2 separate regions of the Mus musculus genome follow, and region 2 is linked to region 1. A link is a loop called in an ENCODE intact Hi-C map of the cell type or tissue named here. Cell type or tissue: gastrocnemius. All regions are shown on one strand. Links, peaks and the distances in the headings refer to the core of each region. The heading gives the core; the rest is flanking DNA.

The links. A loop is a pair of places that touch in the nucleus more often than their neighbours do. Peaks named below come from ENCODE experiments on the same cell type or tissue, not always from the same donor. Only the 100,000 strongest peaks of a DNase experiment are listed, where the experiment ranks them.
Region 2: a loop joins it to region 1, with 2.7 times the contacts of the local background. A loop is called at or near these places in 4 of 42 quality-filtered maps.

What each region holds. Positions count from the first base shown.
Region 1 is chr1:75,362,216-75,369,695 of GRCm38, reverse strand. Des (desmin) reads right to left here. Exons shown (of 9, transcript NM_010043.2): 2 at 7,478-7,480; 3 at 7,288-7,383; 4 at 6,970-7,131; 5 at 6,677-6,802; 6 at 6,005-6,225; 7 at 4,325-4,368; 8 at 2,854-2,936; 9 at 1,117-2,687. The coding sequence ends at 2,646. Gm15179 (predicted gene 15179) reads left to right here. Exons shown (of 4, transcript NR_037976.1): 4 at 1,265-1,486. Among named protein-coding and RNA genes, the nearest start is that of Des, 5.7 kb to the right of the region's middle. In gastrocnemius, for the core only: no CTCF peak of the experiment used is centred there; a DNase peak (open chromatin) is centred at 3,988; H3K4me3 peaks cover 1,756 bases; H3K27ac peaks cover 3,426 bases.
Region 2 is chr1:75,424,987-75,432,466 of GRCm38, reverse strand. It overlaps Speg (SPEG complex locus), which reads right to left. Exons shown (of 41, transcript NM_007463.4): 32 at 5,587-5,703; 33 at 5,256-5,423; 34 at 5,031-5,153; 35 at 4,689-4,856; 36 at 3,996-4,575; 37 at 3,168-3,407; 38 at 2,847-3,070; 39 at 1,953-2,028; 40 at 1,521-1,670; 41 at 153-1,208. The coding sequence ends at 1,016. Among named protein-coding and RNA genes, the nearest start is that of Gmppa, 7.2 kb to the left of the region's middle. In gastrocnemius, for the core only: no CTCF peak of the experiment used is centred there; no DNase peak of the experiment used is centred there; H3K27ac peaks cover 957 bases.

The sequences.
Region 1 (7,480 bases), core at 1,646-5,645:
CCTGTTCTAGTCCCGTGTAAAGGCACTGACCGTGTAAAGGCACTGGCCGGCATTCTAATTCGCGTTCTGCGAGAGTTCGTCTATAATGCTGACTCTTAGAGCGTGTGGGAGGCGGAAATGACGGGGGTGGGGGTGAGGTCACAGGTGGCAGTGGTGGGAACTTGGGTGGATCCTCGCAGTGGACCTGCTTCAAGAAAGTGGGGATTTGTGAAAACAGAGGTGCATCCAAAAAGAGGGGAAAGACAGACTGCACTGCCCAAGAGAGCTAGTGTAGGATGACCGACAGAGACTTTAAAGCCTCATTAGATTCATTCGCCTGCACCTGTATGTGTGACTTCATCATCATTTTGATTTTTATCTTCTTCCATACTCCTTTAGTCATTTAGATATGGGGCAGGGAGCAATATGGATCCTCAGGACCAAAGGATTATCATGTTCCTTAAATCTTTCTTTGACCTGAAACCTTTCTTAGGAAGAATTGGGAAGAGAGATAACTTTATGCTCCGCCCCCAGACCTTTAGGCTCCTCACTTGTCGCTAAGTTCTCTGTCGCTAAGTGTCTCCCCCTAGACTGAAAGGCCTCCTTAAACACGCTCCAGCATCCCATACATGCGTGACGCTTGTTTTATCCCATCAATGTCTTAGGCGGTTCCTTTTCATCAACAAAACTTTCTAAGTCAGCAGTTGTCAATCTGTGGGGGTCAAATATTAGATATTGACCTTATGATTCTTTTTTGTTTTTGTTTTTTTCTTTTGAGACAGGGTTTCTCTGTGTAGCCCTGGCTGTCCTGAAACTCACTCTGTAGACCAGGCTGGCCTCGAACTCAGAAATCCGCCTGCCTCTGCCTCCTGAGTGCTGGGATTAAAGGTGTGCGCCAACACTGCCCGGTCGTTTTTGTTTGTTTGTTCGTTTTTGTTGTTGTTGTTGTTGTTGTTGTTGTTGTTTGGTTGGTTTTTGACCTTATGATTCTTAACAGTAGCAAAACTGCAGTTATGAAGTAGCAGCGAAAAATAAGTTTATGGTTGGGGGATCTCCACCACGTAAGGAACTGTATTAAAGGGTCGCAGCGTTAGGAAAGTTGAGAATCACTGATCTATGTTATCATGGCCTCATAATACATATACATATTTTATTCAATTGATTTCTCTTTTCTTTTCTTCAATAACTCCTATACCCTTCCATTTCCCCTAACTACCTCAAATTTTCCTTCTGTTTGTTCTTGGGTGTTGTTGTTTGTATTTGTTTTGTTTTGTTTCTTATACAGGGCCTCATTAGGAAGCAGAGGCTGGCTTTGAACCTGAAGTCTTCTGGTCCCAACCTCTTGAGCCCCTGTTAGGATTACAGGCAGCACACCGGCCCTGGCTCCCTCTGGTATTTTAATTGAGACTAAATTCCATTGGAACTGCTTATGGATAGAGGGTGGCTTGACATTCTCTTAAGAGTGCCGAGCTGTTTTTCACCCAAGTAAAAAGTCTTGTCTTTGCACTTCTGTGAACAACGTTATTTTGCCTGGATCGGCTTCTGCGCATTAAAGAAAGGGTTAAAAGGCTGAGCCTCGAGGATGAGGAGTTTAAAGCTGAATGGTTGGGTACAGAGGGAGTTTGCAGCCAGTCTGGGTTACAGGAGACATTGTCTCAATGGAAAGGGACTGGCAGTGCCTTGGGGACAAAAGGACCGAGGGAACTTCCTTCACAGCCAGTCTGTAGAATAGGACTGTCCCCATCCCTACCTTACCCGATGCCCAGGTGATATTAAGGGGATAGGTAGCCTAAGGGGATAGAAGGCTGGACCGAAGGCTCTGTGGCTTTTTAACAGAAACCCCTTCTCCAGCACCCCACGCTCCCCAGACTACAGCACCCAGAGGCCTACTGTTCAATCTCGCTGAGCATGACACTGACACAGTTCATCCCAGGGCAATGGGGGTGTGACACGGTCCAGACTCCCCCTGAGACACAGTCAAGATGACAGGGCCATGCAGGTTTGTGCTTGTCTCTTTATTATTGTTTCTGTCCAGGCCCCTGCGGTGGGAGGGGCAGGCAGGGGAGGTGGTACCCTCCCACCAACCTGAGCCCACTCTCTGCCTCTCTCTTCCTTCCTCTCCAGCTCCTCACCCATCCTCTCTCCTTCTGTAGCTCCTGCTCCCACATCCAGCACCTTCCGCTTCCCTCTTACAGCCCCCGCTTTCCAAGGCCATCCTGGGCTGCGATGGGAAAGAGAGGGGCCATGAGGGCAGTTTTCAGGCCCCCCACTCTCCATCTCAGCTCGCTGAGGCTTCATTCTGTCTCTGACCCAGGCTGGGGATGTCCACAAACTCGGTCCTGACCCTGCAGATCCCAACACCCTCTCTGGTACCCTCTCCTAAGCCAGGGGTCACAAAGGTGGAAGGGGAAGGGCGATGACTTGAGCTGGGTTCTCTCTTAAGAGCCAGCTTTGACACCTGCCAATAGCCAGGGCTCATGGGAGGGTCTGCAGAGGTGGCTGAGGGGTTCCCTGGGGTTGGGCAGCATGAAGACCACAAAGGGGTGATCGGTGAGGGGGGGTCAGAGCCTGTGAGTGGAGAAAAGTGGCTGGGTGTGATATCCGAGAGTGGAAGAGGCTGGCTTCAGGAGGCAGTGAGGACGGGGCCAGGACACTGAATTCCTGGCTTACAGCACTTCATGTTGTTGCTGTGTAGCCTCGCTGACAACCTAAGCAGGAGGAGAAGGCCAGTCTATCCACTGCTGGCTTAGAAGAGCCTCACCCCAAACTGTTCCACCCCAAGGCAGCAAGGCCCACCCACCCCATCCAGGGTTGGAAGCCACCCAGCTGGTGAAAGACACCGGGCTGTCAGACAAGGGGTCCGACACCACTCACCTCTCCATCCCGGGTCTCAATGGTCTTGATCATCACTGTCTTTTTGGTATGGACTTCAGAACCCCTTTGCTCGGGGCTGGTTTCTGTAATAGACCCACCCCATGCTCATATGAGCCTGGCCAGGTTCATACCTAAGCTGCACCATGACTGGAAATCCACCCCAGGCTGCATTGCTCCAAGTGCTAGCTGACTTTCACCTTTCTTATGACAACTGTCTGACTTCTTTGAGACCTCATCCTGGAACCCAGCACCCAACAGATGATTTATAGAGAGAGGGACCAGTCTTGCTAGAGGAATGGCTTCAAGAGCCAAAAGATTGTGCTGTGTGTTGGTACAGGATAGCAGGGGACCCAAGGCCCGGGAACAGTATTCATGTTTCCTATCCTGCCTTGCTCTCTCTCCACCTCCAGATTTTCAGAAGAGTCCTGAATGGTGAGTTTATATCCGTGGACTCTCATCTAAGACAGGACCTCAAAGCCCAGGCCTATAGACCTGCTGGAGGAACCTAGAGGCTCCAGGATGAGCTGTTTAATGTCTTAATGATGCAGGAGCTAGTCCCTCCTGTGCCTCAGTTTCCTCTCTGGGAAGTAGCAGCCATGATAGTCCACTTATTCTGTCTCAGAGCTGCTGATCCGCAGCAAAAGTGATTTTATATGCAGAACACATACTTGGTATCTGAATAAACAAATAAGTGAAAAAAGAAATCTGAGTTTTCATAGTGGGGGTCACATTTAGTTCCGTGGTGTCAGGAGTTTGGCGCTCATGAGTCCCTTAGCAAGCAACTAGGCTGTAATGAACGTTTGACTCGATGGAGCACAGCGTGTATTTTTCCTGATGGAAATGAACATCGAAGATATAAAAGGTTTGATCTAGGAAAGGAGACGCTGCCAAGATCTCCGACTTGCTCTCCTAATGTATCATTAGTGAATTCTTTTCTGCTCTCTGGGGCTGGGAAGCCACTTGATCTGCATATTACTAATGTCAGGATGGCAACGTGCCCTCAAAGCTCGTTCGCCTCATTGTTTGGCTTTGCTAAAATTTGGCTTTTTTTTTTTTAAATATGCATCCAACATCTTGCTCTCACAAATAGGGCACTCAACAAACAGCCAGAGAACGGTGTGCCAAGTGCTCTCTGGCAGCATTCCAGACGGTTCATGAGCAAGGGGTTACCTTCCTGTGCAGAGAGCGAGATGCTCCAACTGCCAGGGGGACACCCCTGCAGCTTCCAGAGTTAGGGATTCAAGACACATCTGATTCTTGAGAACCAATAATCCAGAAGGCTGGGGGGATGTAGTCAGCACAATAGAACACAAAACAGTACCACCACCACCACCACCTGAGTGCTTTAGCTACAGTCCTCTTTTTCTTTCAAGCCTGGCCTCCTCCAGGGGTCTATCCTTCTCTCCTAATGGACTTGGGCTACCCAAACTGAATCCCTGCAGCCCATCTCTACCCTCCAGCCCACACTCACCTCGGAAGTTGAGAGCAGAGAAGGTCTGGATAGGAAGGTTGATCCTGAAGCGAGAGAGACCATGTCCCCAGAGGGTTAAGAGCACTCCAATCTTCCCCTGAAATCCTGCTCCTCACTCTTTAATCTGCTTCTCCCCAAGCATTCCCAGCTGTCCCAGGCCCACTGAGCCCAATACCACTACTACTCACAATGCACAGAGCAAGAGCCAACTCTAGCTGTCCAGAAATTGCCCCTTCTAGAAAGTTCACCCATTCTCATCCTGACCTCGGGCATAGCTACCCCACTGCACCCTCCAGGCCCCCGATCGTCCTTGCTCCTGGTACTAGGGGAGGCATGGACAGAGGCTGAGAAACTCACTTTGTGCCCCCCCCCCAGTCAAGCCAGATCGAGGAGCTAGCCATTTATGCCTAGGCTACAAGAGAGGATCTCTCTCTAGCTACCTTAAAAGGTCATTCATGGTGTGTTAGGTGTGCGTTCTACAAAATGCAGGGGTTGGGGATGGAGCTCAGTTGGAAGATAGCTTGCTGAGCGTTCAGGAAGCTATGGTTCAGTCCCCAGCACCACATGAACCAGGCATGGTGGCACAGTCTGTTAGGTCCCATCATTTAGGAAATGAAGAGGAGAGGAACGGGTGTTCAAGGCCATCCTTGAACAACACAGCATGTTTGAGGCCGGCCCACGCTATCGTAGACCCTTCTCGAAAGAAACAAGTAAAACCCCTGAATTCTCCTTATGATTCTATACTTAGACACCTCGCCATGCTTCTTATGAGTACTGACGGGTACAACTTGTTGGCATCATTGATCTGTCTTAAATTGACGTTAAACTAACATACAACGGAAATGTTAGAGTACTTCTAGTGAGTTTTAAGAAGTATATCTCCATGTAACTTCCGGAACAATCCAGATTCATAATGTTTCTGTCTCCCAAAAGATTCCCTCAGAGGACTCTGTGTGTGTGAGTGAGTGTGTGTGTGTGTGTGTGTGTGTGTGTTGGGTTTTGTTTTTGTTTTGTTTTTGAGATGAGGTTTCTTTATGTAGCCCTGGCTGTCCTGGAACTCATCCGTATTCCAGGTTGGCCTTGAACATAAAAGTTCCACCTGCCTCTGCCTCCTGTGTGCTGGGATTCAAGGCGGGTACCACCACTGCTGGGTCACACTCCTGTTTGTCATATCTGAAGTTTGGGTGGGTTGCTTTGAGCACCTTATCTGTGTCTTTTCCTTTGAGCACAAGTGACTGTGTGTTTGTATGTGCGTTCCCCTTAGCCTCCTCTCTATCAGTGTACAAGGCTTCCTGCTTCTCTATTTCTCTGTTTGTCTCTAGCCCCGCCCCTTCCATCCTCATCATTTTCCACTCTGCTTTCATGGCTCCCTTGACTGGCAGTAATATTTTATTACTGATTGCCAAATATGATTTTATGCTGTAGGTTTTTAATTCTAAAGGTGGATAAGGGAATACTTCTCTCTCTCCCTCTCTCTCTGTCTCTCTCTCTCTCAATAAAAAGCTGTTAATTACATTGTGCTTTACCCAAGTGGCCCTCGTTAATTTTCTGCAATGGGCAGAATGGTAGCCTCTTGTGTAAAACTGCTTCCAGGTTTTGTTGAGATATGGGGTGGGCTTGGGCTCCCAGCACCCTGTTGACTGGGATCCCAGCACCCCAACCCTACACCTGGACCCTCACCTGCTCTCCTCGCCCTCCAGTAGCTTCCGGTAGGTGGCGATCTCCACATCCAAGGCCATCTTCACATTGAGCAGGTCCTGGTACTCGCGCAGATGGCGGGCCATCTCATCCTTTAGGTGTCGGATCTCCTCCTCCAGGCGCGCAATGTTGTCCTGATAGCCATTGGCCTCGCTGGCAAAGCGATCCTCCAGCTCCCTCATCTGCCTCATCAGGGAGTCGTTCTGCAAGGGATGAGGGGGGTCCAAGTCAAGGGTAGGCTCAGAGCATGTCTAGGAGGGAGGGCCTTAGAGAACCGGGATGGAAATGAGACCCAGTGTTGGAGGTTGGAGGCTGGAGGCATCTCCAGGTTCTTATGGTCAGGTGGAAGAATTGTCAAAGGCTTTTTCTTAGCTGTGGAACCCTGTGCTCTAGTAAGGTCTTATGTGGCTGGCCATGCAGAATAAACCACTTAAGGAGGAGCATCAGTACCCGTCATCCAACCTCACAGGGTGACACATCTGATTCCTTAGTACCCAACTAGGAATCCACCCATCTGGTTTTGCCATCTCTGTGGGTTGAGGACATGGAGGCCCCCACAGGGTCTGTACTGGGCTCAAAGTGTCACAGGATGAAGGTATGAGCTAAGTAGCAGGCAGAAAGAAGCTGAGGTTGTGGGGATGGGGAGGGACTCACGGTGCCCTTGAGGGCATCAATCTCGCAGGTGTAGGACTGGATCTGGTGTCGGTATTCCATCATCTCCTGCTTGGCTTGGCGCAGCGCATCGTTGTTCTTATTGGCTGCCTGAGTCAAGTCTGAAACCTGAGGGCAGAGAGAGGGTCTCTGAGAGGGAGAGAAGCGGGATGCAGCATAGGCAAGGGAGTATGGAGACTCTACATTCACCCTGCTCCATAGATGCAAGTACAGGAAGCATTTCACATGGAGATAGAGGAGGACAGGTGCCTGAGTTCCTAGGCTAGACCACCCACCTTGGACTTGTACCATTCTTCAGCCTCAGAGATGTTCTTAGCCGCGATGGTCTCATACTGAGCCCGGATGTCCCTGAGGGCAGCTGTGAGGTCCGGCTTGGACATGTCCATCTCCACCTGGACCTGCTGTTCCTGAAGCTGGGCCTGAAGCTCACGGATCTCCTGCAGGGCACAGCGGGGGCTTCAGTCCCCTTCTGGACCCTCCCAAAGCACCTTCACACACACATCCCATTTCAGAGTTATCCCCACGACCACCCTCACTCCCATGCCACGCCCCTCTTCTAGTTGCCTTCACCATCACCCAAGGGCTCCCAGTACCTCTTCATGCACTTTCTTAAGGAACGCGATCTCCTCGTTGAGGGATTCGATTCTGCGCTCCAGGTCAATACGAGCTAGAGTGGCTGCATCCACATCCTGGCCCGAGGGAAATACAACGTCAGGGTCAGGAACAGCTCAAGTGGGGACCAGAGAGAGGAGAGGTGACCGCTGGGGACCAAAGAGGGCTCACCGC
Region 2 (7,480 bases), core at 1,720-5,719, 63 kb before region 1:
GCCCCAAGGCTCTCGGTGGTATAGATGGTAGACCCCTGAATGCATTGTCATTGCCTAGAGAAGGTGAAGCTCCACTCAGGACCCACTCCAAGCCGCCCCCCTCCTCTTCCTCACCCCACCCAGAGACCACGCACAAGTCCTGTGGCTTGCTGTTTTTTTTTTGTTTGTTTTGTTTTGTTTTGTTTTGTTTTATTTTCCTTGTGACAGACAGACAGACAGCTGCACAGACAGCTGGGTGACTGAAGGGGGATGGTCGGGACAACATAGGCACTAGGGACTGGATAGAAAGGAAACTCCACAAAAGGCAATAAATAAATAAATACAAATGGGAAGGAGGGCAAAGGCCATGGAGGAGCAGTGAGGACATCCCTGGGCCAGTGGAGAACGCCCAGAACTGCATCGGCTGGGACAGGAGACCAGCTGGAGCGGCCTTTCGTCTCTTTGCCTTTCTCCTCTCTCTTTCTGAAGATGCAGCTGCTGGCCTGCCCTGCCACCCCTGAGCCCACTCCTGTTGCCTTCTACCCTTCTGCCCTCCCTTATGTCTCTGCTCTGGCTCCTGGCACACTCTCTATGTCCAGTCCTCCTCTCCACCACATTCCCACATCACAGGGTCCTTCTTCCTCTTCAGCCATGTCCCCTTCTGGCTTCTCCCTGAGATATAGCATTCCACTCCAGCCTAGAACCTTCCTCAAACTCCTCCCTCTCTATCCTCCGTCTCATTCTTCACTTCCCAACTCCCTCTTTGCCTCTTTCTGCTCTCACCCTTGCCCAGCCTGGCCAGTGGGTCTCCTGCTCTGGTTATGGCCGGGGTGACATTCGGCTGAAGCCCCAGGGCCTTGTCCTCTTAGGTCCATGAGGTAATAGCCCAGCCAGATGTTGCTGCTGCTGCTGCTGCTGCTGCTGCTGGTATCTGAAGCCCCTGCCTGTCCAGCTCAGCATGGGCTCTGGAATGTCCCTTGGCAGCGCGAGTGAGAACCCAAGTTGAAGCCCGTGGCCGGGCTGCGGTCTGTGCCACCTAGGGGCTGCCAGGGTAGGAGCGGAGCAGCACCTTGTGACGGGTAGCAGCCTCAGCCCGACGTCGCCGCTGCTCGCCCAGGAATTCCTTGAGCCGGTTGGTGGTGAAGGTGAGTGTCTGGCGGCGCAGCTTCATCAGGTAGGCATCTTGCAGCCATGGGTGGGCCAAGCAGTCCTGCAGAGAGGGCCGGCTCCTGCCAGGCAAGCCAGAGATCATGAACCAGGAAAGAAGCTCTGGGAGAAGGCAGGCTGTTCCCTCCCTCAGGCCCTTTATCAATCCTGATTCTGATACTGGGCAGCTCATGGGCTCAGATTCCCAGTCTCTGCAATAGGGACTGACTCTGCCTTTCCCAGGGCTGTTGCGGACTTTAAATGGACGGCAGTGTGACAGCTTCTGCTGCAGCTCTCTATGGAGGAGTTGGGAATCTTTGGCCAAGTGAAGCCATGGTGGTCTGCATTCAGAAATAGATAACACTGGAGGGTTGGCAGGTAGGGGGCCTACTCACCAGGGATGTACTGAGAGGACCTTTCTCAAGAAGAGGGTGGCACTCTGGGATGTGTTAGGATACAACTGGAAGGCATCAAAGCGACCCCCAACAATCCGAGCCTCTGTTTCCTGGGGGTCTGGCTCATAGAATGGGGAGTACCCACTAAGCCTGTTGTGGAAGAAAGGTGAATTGCCATCTCGGATGCCTCTCTCATTGCCTCTACCTTAGAGTGATGTGCAGTTGAAAGGTCTAAGAGACATTCATGTAGGACATCTGGAAGGGGCACAGTATTCAGGGATAATGCCACTTTGCTTTTGGTTGCGTGCCTGGGAGACAGGGAAATGCAGGATGAGGGAGGGGTGGGCAGAAGTGGGATGAGATCTAGAACAGGTAGAGGGAGGGATCATGGGCAGAGGAAGCATGGGGCTGGACCAGGGCCAGGCCACTCACATGATGTAGGTGAGCACACCCGCTCCCCAGATGTCCGTGGCAGAGCCAATGGGGTCTCCCTTCACCATCTCAGGAGCTGACAAGAGACAGAGGTCAAGCTGGCTTAGGTTCCCCGTGGCAGGGGAACAGGGAGAGGGAGGCTGGGTTGGGGCGGGGGTTGGGGGGAGTTCTGGGGCCGTAAGAAGCAGGACCGTGGCCGTTACCAAAGCATGATTAAAACCAGAACAGCAGGCCCTAGAGGTCAGCAGGCAGGACAGATGAGGGGGTGATGTGGGCCACTCGCCACTGAGTAACGGAGATTCCAGAAGACCCAAGATACAATGTCACAAGCTGCCCTGGACCAGCTCAGAAGCAGTGCTCTCATTTACAGAGTTGTGGCCAACCCCAAGATTAAGAGCCTTTGAAATCAGCCTGGCTGGCTCTAATCCCAAGCCTGCCCCTTCTCACGATGGGACCTCGGGCGATTTACTAAACCTGCCTGGCTCCCCATTGTCTTGTCTCTAAAGTGCGGCTTGTAGAATAACTTTAAGGAATAACGATAATAAGTACCGGTTAGCAGGTAGCTAAATGACTGGCTTTCCCTGCTCAGTACAGTTGTAATTGATTCTCTCGTCTTTCCAGCTTTTGCAAATCCCATTGCAGTTATTTGTAACTGTCTAATTGGACAAATAACTTAATGTCAGGGTGCTTCTCCTTCCTCATCTGTAAAAAGGGAGTACTGTAGTGCCCAACTCCGGGGCTATTGTAAAGATCAATGGAAAAAAAACTCTCTTTCATTATTTACATAGCGGGTAATATATGAGTGGTACATGTGTGGGTGGAGGGGGTGAGCCTGGCATGCCCCTGTGGCAATCCTCTAGCCCTCTACCACGACCCGGCTGCTGGCCCTCTTACCCATGAACTCCAGAGTGCCTGTGCGGTGGCCAAGTGGCTTCAGGGCCTGAGGGTTATAGGGCTGAGCACTGCCGAAGTCCACAATTTTAAGGGCATTGTCAGCGGCCAACAGTAGATTGTCCGGCTTGATGTCCAGGTGTAGCACGTGGTGGCCGTGGAGGTAGTCCAGGCCTTGTAGCAGCTGCACCACATAGGTGGCCACGTCATCTTCTGAATACCGGAATCTAGGGTCGGGGTGGGGTGTCACCATAGGCTAAACGGGTGACCTTCCAGTCAGCCTCCTCCACTCCTGCTACCCTTTCCCTGGGGACACCCAGCTACCTGTCGCTGAGCCCACAGAGGAGTTCCCGGTTGCCACAGCTCTCAGCGATAAGCACGAGGTACCGAGGGGTGATGTAGGCCTCGTGCAGGGACATGAGCCGCTCGTGGTGCAGCGTCCGAAGCACCTCGTATTCCTGCAGCACGCGTCGCTTGCCCTCCGCGGCGTACGGCACGATCTTGGCGACAAACGTTCGGCCCGTAGCATTCTCCCGGCATGACCGCACAACGCCAAAGCGGCCCCTGTGTGTGTAGGAGGGATGCCACAGACTCAGGGTGGGCACTATCATTGTGAGAACTAAAATGGGAAGCAGGGACCATGGGAACAAGAACGCAGTGGGCGGACTGGAGCGATGGCTCAGCGGTTAAGAGCACTGACTATTCTTCCTGAGGTCCTGAGTTCAATTCCAGCAACCACATGATGGCTCACAACCATCTATAATGGGATCCAGTGCCCTCTTCTGGTGTGTGTCTGAGGACAGCCGCAGTGTACACATACATTAAATAAATCTTTCCAAAACAAAACAAAACAAAAACACAGTGGGCTTTGGAGTTCAGTGCTAGGAGCAAAGCTTCCAGCTCTCCTGGCTCTCTACCTTTGGGAGAGCACATAACCTCAGTTTTCTCATCTGTGAAAGGGGTGATCACAGTGGCAAGGCTGTGCCTTCCTCTCACAGTTGTGAAGAGTACATGGCTCAAGCTCAAGACAGTAGCTAGCTGAACTCAAATGGTCCTTAGCCAGGACAGTCTACACTGTTCTCTGAATCCAAACTGTATCCCTTGTTCCCTGTGTCCCGTCCATTCTCCCACTTTCTCCCTATCCCTGCTTGCCTGGCCTTCTCCTCCAGGAAGGTGTAGGGTTTCTGAGGGGGACCCTGCCGAAGAGTGGTGCTCTCAGGAGTTGGGGAGCTGACCACCTCCTTGGCTGGGCTGAGGCTCCGCACAGTCACCTTGGTGGGCTCAGGAGGGGGCTCAGGGGCTGGGGCCTGGGGGGCTGGAGGTGCAGACACGAAGGAAGTCACCATATACAAGGAAGTTGAGGAAGGTGCTGGTTTAACCCCTTGAGGACTAGAGGTTGGGGTCAGGGTTCCAGTGTCAGGGACAAAAGACCTGGGTTCACTTGGGGTGACCACGATACTGGGTGGGGATGGCTCTGCTTGCTGGGTGGCCAGAAGGCCCCTGTGCTTTCGTGGAGGGGTTGCGGGTGGTGGACCCACAGCCTTGAGTGAGGACAAGGCCTGGTTGGCAGACATGGAGGAAGTTGAGGGGCTGAGAGTGGATGCCTGGGAGGCTGGGGGCGCAAGAGCGGGGGTGGGGGCCAGTGAGGTAGGAGAGTCAGGCGGTGGGGCCCTGGTTGGCCCTGAGGTAACAGGGGCATCTCGGGGAGCAGCAGCTGGCTGAGCAGGAGAATCTAGGAAAAGACAAGGAAAATCATCACGGAATGTTCTGGGAGCAGAGCTGGGACGCTCCAAGGAGCAGAGAGGTCCTGGGTTCCGACATCACCGCCCTGCACCTCCCGCTGACCTGGAGTGCCTCGGATGAAGACCTTCTCAGAAGGGTTGCTGAAGGGCCCCTGCCCAGCACGATTGGAACAGGCCACACGGAACCGCACGGTCACGCCGACAGGCAGCTGAGTCACATTGTAATAACAGTCGGGGATGCCTGAGCTCACAGGGTGCCAGACAGATTCCCCTGCAGACAGCACAGCGGAGGGAGGGTTGAGGCCCTAGAGCGATGGCCCCAGCTCTCTATGCTACAAGAGCCCAGAGAAGATGCCTCTATCTGGTGAGGACTCCGGCCTTCCCAAACAGCCCCACCCCTACCCTTGGCCTGCCACTTGCTCCCTTCACCCTGCCTTGCCCTCACCATCCACCCGCCGCTCCAGAGTGTATGTGCAAGGTGCCCGACCGTCTCCTGGCTTCCACACTACTAGTGCTGTGTCATGGTAGGTCTGGGGCACCTCTGGAGGAGCTAGCTTCCCTGGAATGCCTGGAAGGAGAAGGAGATGCGGGTTCAACATATGCGGGTTCAGCATGCCCTAGCCCACTTCCTCATCCCTGCTACATTGGCCTTGCCCTCCCACTAACTCACGGGCCACGGCCACAGTACAGGAGCTGGTAATGCTGCCCAGGACATTGGTGGCTGAGCACTCATAGAGCCCAGCATGCCGCTTGCCGGCCCGGGGTATGCTCAGCAGCTGCCGTCCATCTTTGCAGGACACAATGACCACTGAGGGCTCTGAACGCAGGGACTGCTTATCTGGGGACAAGAAGGCATAGACGGAGCAGCTGAGTGAATCCAGGTTTCCCTCCCTTGCCCTTTACTTCCTTCTGCCTCCCCGTGGCCTAGCCTCTCCCATGCCCTTTGACTAGGAACTGCATGTAGCTGCCTCCCCTCTCTACTGAAGATACAATGTGTTTACCTTTCATCCAGGAGATGCGGGGTGCTGGGCAGGCTGCGGGTAGGCAGAGCAGGGTGGCTGCTTCCCCCTCCAACAGCACCTGGTCCTTGAGTTTGATGTGGAAGACTGGGGGGAAATCTGAAGGAAAAGAGAGACAGCTCAGGACCCTGGCTGCTTGCTGCTGAGGGAGAGACAGATGCCTGTGAGCCCTGGTAGCATGGCCAGTACAGTGAATGATTCTCGCCTCCTGGCCGTATGTAGGAGAATAGAGCCTCATGCCCTGTGTGCCTCCAGGTTTTCTTGTAGTGGGCATCACCTTCTCCAGCCTCTCAACATATGCAGAACCATCTTCTCCCTGACTGATGACTGAAGATGCCCGGTGCTTACCTCACGTGTGTAAGTCACTTAGAGCTAAGACCAGCAGTAAATAAGTGCTCTATGGGCGTTTGTTAAAATAAAAACAAACACAGTTTGAAGAATGATAACAGTTAAGACTCTGCAATTTAAACTCCCTCTGGGCCACTGCAGGGCAAATGAGCAGGAAAAGGAGAGGAAGCAGGGGCCCGAGCTAACATGGGCTGTGCGAAGCATCTGTTATCAGAATGTGCAGTCTTGGGGCCAGTGTGACAGCTCAGCAAATAAAGGCACCTGCCGCCAAGCCTTGTGATCTGAGTTCCGTCCAACAAATCCACATGATGGAAGGAAAAAATATATACTCCTGAAAGTTGTTCAGGCTGGAGGCAGGAGGATCTCTGATTTTGAGACTAGCCTGGTTTACATAGTGAGTTCCAGGACAGCCAGGGCTACACAGAGAAACCCTGCCTCGAAAACAAAAAAAAAATAAAATAAAAAAAATAAAGACTGTGCAGTCTCAAGAAAGCTGAAGCCAGCGCCCCCTATGGGCAGCCCCTGGAAGCGTGCCTCGCTGTGTCTCTGGGATTTAGAGGAGGCTCCTGACATTCCTGCATACTCATTCATGCCACTAAAAAGAGCAAGAGAGAAGAGTAGACCCCAGGACCCTAAGCAAGTCCCATGCCCCTTCTGAAACTGCATTTCTAATCTGTGACTTGAGAGGCTGAGACCGATCAAGCTTGGGTGGGGAGGGTCTGCTGTGAAAAGGAAAGGCGACACAGAGTCTACGCAGGAAGTGCTCCCAAACCGCCCAGCAGAGAAGGCAGGAGCTGAACCTGGAAAGAGGGATTGTTTGGGCAAAGCAGAAAAGCTGCCTGGGGGCTGGAGAGATGGCTCAGTGGGTAAGAGCACCCGACTGCTCTTCCGAAGGTCCGAAGTTCAAATCCCAGCAACCACATGGTGGCTCACAACCATCTGTAACAAGATCTGACTCCCTCTTCTGGAGTGTCTGAAGGCAGCTACAGTGTACTTACATATAATAAATAAATCTTAAAAAAAAAAAAAAAAAGAAAAGCTGCCTGGACCCTGGCTGGTGACCTTGCCCAAGGCAAGGGGCTTGTGCCAATTCTGCAAGTCCTCAGAGGCACTGTGATTTGATTTTGTGGTCCCTGGATTGTTCCTTAAGACAAAAAATCCAATCTGGTTTAGGTCACGGGGGTGGGGTGTGTCCACTTCACCTGGGGAGAGAGAGAGCTAAAGACCCCTAGGAAAGCAGTAACCACAAGAACCAGGAGGGAGCAGGAATTCAGAGGAAGTACAGGACCCTATTGTTCCCCAAGGAGGGGCCTCGATCTTATCCTCCAGTGTACTGGGAATGGTCTCCTCAGTTGCTGCCCGCAGTCGGGGTACTGCGGAGGGAACAAAGCAGGCCAGCGTAAGAGGTAAAAGATGTCCTACTGTCATTAGTCCAGGATCAGCCCCAGTTGATAAAGTGGACCTGGGAGGGGCCTCTTCCTGCAGGGGGAGAACGGGGTCAGAGGGCACTCACTGCTCAGCAGGGAAT